Regions from separate parts of the Homo sapiens genome. Here region 2 is linked to region 1. A link is a contact called in ENCODE Hi-C data. All regions are on one chromosome and are shown on one strand. Each heading gives the region's core, a stretch centred on a gene start or an enhancer-like site at or near the end of the contact. The rest is flanking DNA. Distances are from core to core; before and after follow the strand shown. Region 1 overlaps PDZRN3 (PDZ domain containing ring finger 3). Region 2 has its middle 22 kb from the start of LINC02005.

Region 1 (3,340 bases), core at 299-2,798:
CCTGATTATCAAAATACTTGCCACTGATAGGAAACATTTGTTTGAGGGCCTCTCCTCCTCCACCCCCAACCTCCAGTGTACGACAGATGAATCAGTCATGGTAGAAGAAACAAATGGCTTTCTGTTGTTACTGCTTCTTTAAAGATAATCCGTTGTTTTCAAAACATTTGCAACGATTGCTTTCAAGGAAAGGGTGGCTGGAGGCCTCAGCCCCTGATTTCCCCAGGTGGAAACATTTGCAGTGGGTTTTCAGGGAAGTCACAGAGAAGAGCCGCCCGCCCGTGCCAGGATTCAAGGCAGGAAGTTGTCTGTTTGGTATTTACTCAGGCGTCTTTGGGCAAGAATTGATTATTCAATCAGAGTTGAAAGTTACTGCTAGGAGTTGCTTAGGCAGTAAGAGAAGAGGCTGTTTTCCTTGGAAAGGCCTAAAAGCCTGAATCTCCAATTTAAAATTAAATTTTGCTGTGACTTTCCTGCAGGATCTCAGGTGAGAGATACTTCTTGCCCTCCAAGACTGAAAGCCTAGTTTGTCAGTACGTTAGTTGAGTACTGAGGGAACGCCCCTTTGAGCCATAGCACTGGGAGATCCAGAAGGGACATGAGCCACCATCTCTTTCAATGACCTTGTTTTTATAGAAGAGGAAACTGAGCCAGGGGAGATGAAATGATCAGCCTAGTGCCCACATGTTGGAGAAATTACAGGACAAACAGACAGAGGTCCAATTTCTGCACCTAAAGGGCTGAGACCGCATGGGTCTGCGTCCTCCTGGGTCCGCCCTTTCCTGTGCCTGTTGCATGGTAGATGCTTAGTGAGCGTGTTGCCCTGAGACCATCCCATCTCCAGATGGCTGGTTTCCAATGTGATTATGAGGGCAAAGTCACTTCCTCACGGGGGGCTTGGAAAGTAAAAAAGGAAAAGTCAAAACACATAAGAAATGGAAATAACAGAGTAAGCCTGTGTGTTTTAAAAACTACTATTTATATCTTGCCTCCTTCCACAAAGGATTTAAGGCAGCTTAGGAGAGTTAAACACCAACACCAGAGCCCTCACTACACAGTAAGTAACTAATTGCCACGTGAGGCTTACAGATAAATGCTGAGAGCCTGGGTGGGGGAAATTGTCTTTGCTGCTGCAGAGACGTTTTAGGCCTGTCTGGATAAACCATAGGCATAATATATAAATAGAACCTCAAAGGGACACTAGGGGCTCTGTTGCCAGAGGTTTATTTTTCTTTTTTGGTTTTTGTATGAGAGGGCCTTGGTTATGGCTAGGGAAGTGGACAGGGGAGAGAAAAAATATTTATTTTCCAATGTATCAATTTTGTGTGCCATACCCTGCCTTTTCACATATCTCTTTCAGAAAGTTCTCCACGTTTACATTTCTGGAGAAGTTAAAATGAAAGACCCTGTTTACATTTATAGTTAAAATTAAAAACAGGATTTACCTGGGAGCTAATACCCTCCAGTGACTTAAGGTTGGAAATTAAGGCTTCCTGGCTTATCTTTCTTAAGGATAGAAAACTGTTCACTCCTAAATCGCCCCCTAGTGGTCCCTTAAGTCACTGATAGTCTCCTGCCCGAGGAGCTGCACGGCAGGTCCCAGTTGGAGGCACCATCATCTGTTGCATTGCTCCAAGGTGAAATTGGCCATCACGATGACAGAATTCTGCAAGGAGAAACTTCGGTTGACTTTTCTTCTTTCACTCCCAGGGTTTTCCTTTATGTCTTCACTGCTGTTTCCAGATTTCTGAAGAACAGTGCAGGACTGAGTTTATGCACGAAGCTCTGAGGACCAAAGGTGGAGGGAGGTCTTCCTTGAAAATTACTTTGCTGAGGCCTTGCTCCTTGTTCAAGGCAACACTATGGGAGGGGTTGTATGGTGGTGGCTGCTGCTCAGCAAGGGTGTCCAGCATGTGCCGGGGAAGAGAGGTTTTTTGAAGTACATTTCTAGTCGATAGCCAAGCCTATTGTGAAGAGTGGGAACAGGGCTGGTAATAGCTGCATCTCTTTTTTTTTTGAGACCGTCTCAGTCACCCAGGCTGGAGTGCAATGGCACAATCTCGGCTCATTGCAACCTTCACCTCCTGAGTTCAAGCCATTCTCATGTGCCTCAGCCTCCCAAGTAGCTGGGTTTACAGGCACGTGCCACCATGCCTGGCTAATTTTTGTATTTTTAGTAGAAACGGGGTTTTACCATGTTGGCCAGGCTGGTCTGGAACTCCTGGCCTCAAATGATCGCCCACCTCGTCCTCCCAAAGTGCTGGGATTACAGGCGTGAGCCACTGCGCCCGGCCAGCTGCATCTCAGAATTTTTGTTAGCGAGTCTGACTTACAATTGCCAATACCTGAGAGTTCCTTTAGTATGCAGTTTTAGATCTCCACTAAGGCTTCATTTAAATACATCTTTTCTTTGCCAAGTGTTCAGCTGCCAGTAGTGATTTCTCATATGGCTGATTCTAATTAGACCTGACATTGTCAAACTCCATAACTTCTCCAAGTTACAGAAGTGATACAGTTTCATTTCTAAAAGCACTGGAAAGCTCAGAGTGAGAAGTAACCTGTCATCTCACAATACAGAAAAATACCTATGCCTTACGTGTGCTTCATGAGGGGGTGGTAGAAAATGAGAATGAAATGGCCGGGCACGGTGGCTCACGCCTGTAATCCCAGCACTTTGGGAGGCCAAGGCGGGCGGATCACCTGAGGTCAGGAGTTGAGACCAGCCTGGCCAACATGGTGAAACCCCATCTCTACTAAAAATACAAAAATTATCCAGGCATATGGTGGCAGGTGCCTGTAATCCCAGCTACTCGGGAGGCTGAGGGAGGAGAATCACTTGAACTCGGGAAGCAGAGGTTGCTGTGAACTGAGATCTCACCATTGCACTCCAGCTTGGGGGACAAGAGCGAGACTTCGTCTCAAAAAAAAAAATGAGAATGAAATCTATGCTTATATGTGTGCATAAATGTTTTTAAAAAGAGATCATTTTCTGAGTGTATTGTTGCCTACTTTTACTTTGCAGTGTTCCACAAACAATATTTTGTCATTAGGTAGTTTTTCAGCCTCAGGGCTTTTAATGGCTATGTAGTATTCAACCTATGCCTGTGCTGGCTGTGATGCAATTTACCTCACCTATTACTATGGTTATTTTTACCATTAAAAACAATGCTGGGTTGAAGTTTTTTTTGTTTTTTTGTTTTTTTTTTTTTTGAGACATGGTCACCTGGGCTGCTGGAGTACAGTGGCACAGTCATAGCTGATTGCATCCTCAACCTGGGCTCAAGCCATCCTCCTGCGTCAACCTCCCTAAGTACTGGGGTTACAGGCATGAGCCACCGTG
Region 2 (3,078 bases), core at 408-2,907, 280 kb before region 1:
AGGTGTATCCTACCATGTCCAGCTAATTTTTTTAAATTTTTTGTAGAGATGGGGTCTTGCTGTGTTGCCCAGGCTGGTTTCGAACTCCTGGGTTCAAGCGATCCTCCTGCTTCAACCTCCCAAAGTGCTGGGATTATAGATGTGAGCCTCCCTCTGGCCTTCTCTATCCTTATCCTGCTTCATTTTTTCTCCATAGGGCTTATCATCACTTACATTGTATATACTTAGTTGTTTATCATCTCTCTCTCATCAGAATTTGACATCATAAGTACAGAAACTTTATTTTGTTTTGTTTGCTGCTATCTCCCTGGAGGCCAGGAGAGTTTCTGTCATGTAGTAGGTAGGCAATAAAGTAAGTTAGTTGTTGAGTGAACCATGAGATTGTTGTGGAAAAGATGAGAATATGTGTAAAATGTTCCACATGGTACATGGCACAAAGGCCCTTGGCACAAATTAGTTATTTTTGTTATTGTCATCACTTTTCCACAGAGACTCTTAAGAATGATGACTATGATCTCATCCAGTTCTTCATGGCTTAGTGGATCTCTTTAATCCACTCCCTAAGTTACAACAGAGATTCCCACAACAGCAAAAGGAAGTAGGTGTAGCATTCTACAACTCTGGAGTCAGCACATGGGATAAGAAAAAAATCACATATATTATGAATTGTCATTGAAGATTATTTAGGAAGACATTACATCAAAGATCAATGTGCCATTTTTCTCTAAACCTAACCCAAACAGGTTTTCTTCCTGCTTCACAATAGATTTAGTGATTATTTGGTTGAATACCCAATGGAGTATTTGACTTGTGTTCGAGACTATGCTGTACCAAAAATAGTAATAAATAATTAAAGCACTATAATACTAATAGTAATATGTTTAAACACCAGAGTGTTTTTCAAGGGGGTGAGATGCTCATACAGTAGGTGCCAAGACCAAATGTGAGGGGTGAAGAATCATGTGTCTTCTAAGTCACTCTGGCTAAGTCACTCCATAGATGTGAAGATGGGCCAGAATTATCATCACTGCTTCATTTATGTGTTTATTCTGTCTTGGTCTTGGGCTCTCTCTCTTCCCCTTTCCACTCCACCTACTCCTCCTCTTTCTGCCAGGCATTCAGTTGAAATAGTCTGAGTTAAATATGTGCATTTATAGACTCAGAAGCAGTGTCATATAAGACTGTTATGCTCAGATCATTTTCTAGTTGGAAGGAGCTTTAGAAGACATCAGACCATTTTATTTTACACAAGATCCACAAGAAAAGTAGAAATAATTTGTCTGAGTCACACAATGAGATGTCCAGTGCTAGAAGTCAGCTCCGTGGCTCCCTAATCTCAGGAATTTTCTCCACCTTTCTCAGCTGCCTTCTAATGTGTCCCATGTAACACTGTCATTCCCCTTTCACTCTTTCCCCTTTCCAAACCATTCACCAAAAGGAGTGCTATGGCCTTTAGTTCCTCTCCTCCTTTGCTCAGGACCCAAGCATCCTCCAATGAAGGCAGCATCCTCTGCTTCTCCCTGTAACTTCTTCAGGCTCTTCCCCCTTCCTCACTGCCTCAGGAATCAGTTGGATTTCTACACAGCCTCCTGAAACTGACTCACTGCTCTGTAATTGGGCCAGTGCCTGCCTTCTGCATCCTTTGGCAGCTGCTGTCATTCTTAGTGGGAGACATCATTCATGATGCCCCTGGCACATCATGACAAAACTCCAATGAGTCTACTATTTTCTTTTTGAGTCATGTTGAGCAGGGGCAACTTCCTCACACAAAGATCAGGAAACACATCCAGACAGACAGCACAAATGGATAGTGCAGAGGACTTAGAGACTCCAACCATATAAACAAATCTGCATTTCTAAAATAATAAGCATTCACATATAATGCCAGATTATTGTTGTAGATTAGATTGTGGCGAGGGATGAACTCACATTACATGTATGGCCTGAGGGGGGTTTTGATGAGGTGAGACATTTCACAGAACAATAGTTTGTTGCTAGAGAGCCAACAGAGTTCTAGAAAATGTTTGACCACTTATGAATTGGATCCTTCTTTAGTGTTTTGATTGGAGCCATTAGGCTGGTTTCTCAATGATTCAAGCACAAATCCACCACCACCACCCTCAGTCTACCTCACCCCCATCTCTCCTCTTATTCATTCCCCCTACAGATCCCCAGCACACACACACTTCTTTTTCAAAATTTTGCCAACAAATATATGCATCTAATTTCCTCCCACTCCAGATGTGGGCTTTTACATATTCTCAAGGGCTACAACCATGGAGAAAATTATAGAAACTAAAGACAGGGTACCTTGAAGGAAAAGCTAAATTGGAACAATGCTGTCCATGGACCTCCCCATGGTCATTTGATGGTCTGAGCTTTAATTACCAGTGTCCTCTGTCCTAGAGTTCTCTTTCCTTTTGATTCCTATTAGTGATCATAAGCCTCTCCACATGTTGTTCCATTAGATGCTTTCCCTGCCATTCACCATAATATTAATTCAGGTAGGGAGAGGGGAGAGAAGGAAAGGAAAAATCTGTATAAAATTTCTATCTGCTTTGGGAGGCCGAGGCGGGTGGATCATGAGGTCAGGAGATCAAGACCATCCTGGCTAACAAGGTGAAACCCCGTCTCTACTAAAATTACAAAAAATTAGCCGGGCGCGGTGGCGGGCGCCTGTAGTCCCAGCTACTCGGGAGGCTGAGGCAGGAGAATGGCGTGAACCCGGGAAGCGGAGCTTGCAGTGAGCCGAGATCGCGCCACTGCAGTCCGCAGTCCGGCCTGGGCGACAGAGCGAGACTCCGTCTCAAAAAAAAAAAAAAAAAAAAAATTTCTATCTGCACAACTCTTCCTTCAACCTTTTGGCTGCTGCCTGAGGTAACAACTCTAATAGGCTTTGAAGTTGAAAGTGGATTTGAGTATATTTTAGTAGGTGGCTTCACAGTCTGACTGATGACATTTCTTGTTTTAAAATCGTTTCGCTCCAGTGATTCCTTCTCCTGGTGTTAGGATGGGAAAGCTCCAGTGCAAGAGGATATTGTAGGATGAGTGGATAATAATCAACGGAGACACAGAAGG

The links. A loop is a pair of places that touch in the nucleus more often than their neighbours do. Pooled maps may share reads with other maps.
Region 2: a map of ascending aorta shows a loop between it and region 1 (3-fold over the local background). The contact joins two enhancer-like sites. A Hi-C loop is called at or near these places in 5 of 168 maps with a recorded cell type or tissue (IMR-90, adrenal gland, ascending aorta and 2 more) and 9 of 50 pooled maps.

What each region holds. Positions count from the first base shown.
Region 1 is chr3:73,506,766-73,510,105 of GRCh38, reverse strand. The region is part of intron 3 of PDZRN3 (PDZ domain containing ring finger 3); the gene reads left to right. Among named protein-coding and RNA genes, the nearest start is that of PDZRN3-AS1, 120 kb to the left of the region's middle. Within about 2 kb of position 1,548, at least 4 of the 41 ENCODE cell types and tissues checked have a DNase peak (open chromatin) inside an H3K27ac peak, as active enhancers do.
Region 2 is chr3:73,785,255-73,788,332 of GRCh38, reverse strand. No RefSeq gene overlaps it. Among named protein-coding and RNA genes, the nearest start is that of LINC02005, 22 kb to the left of the region's middle. Within about 2 kb of position 1,657, at least 3 of the 41 ENCODE cell types and tissues checked have a DNase peak (open chromatin) inside an H3K27ac peak, as active enhancers do.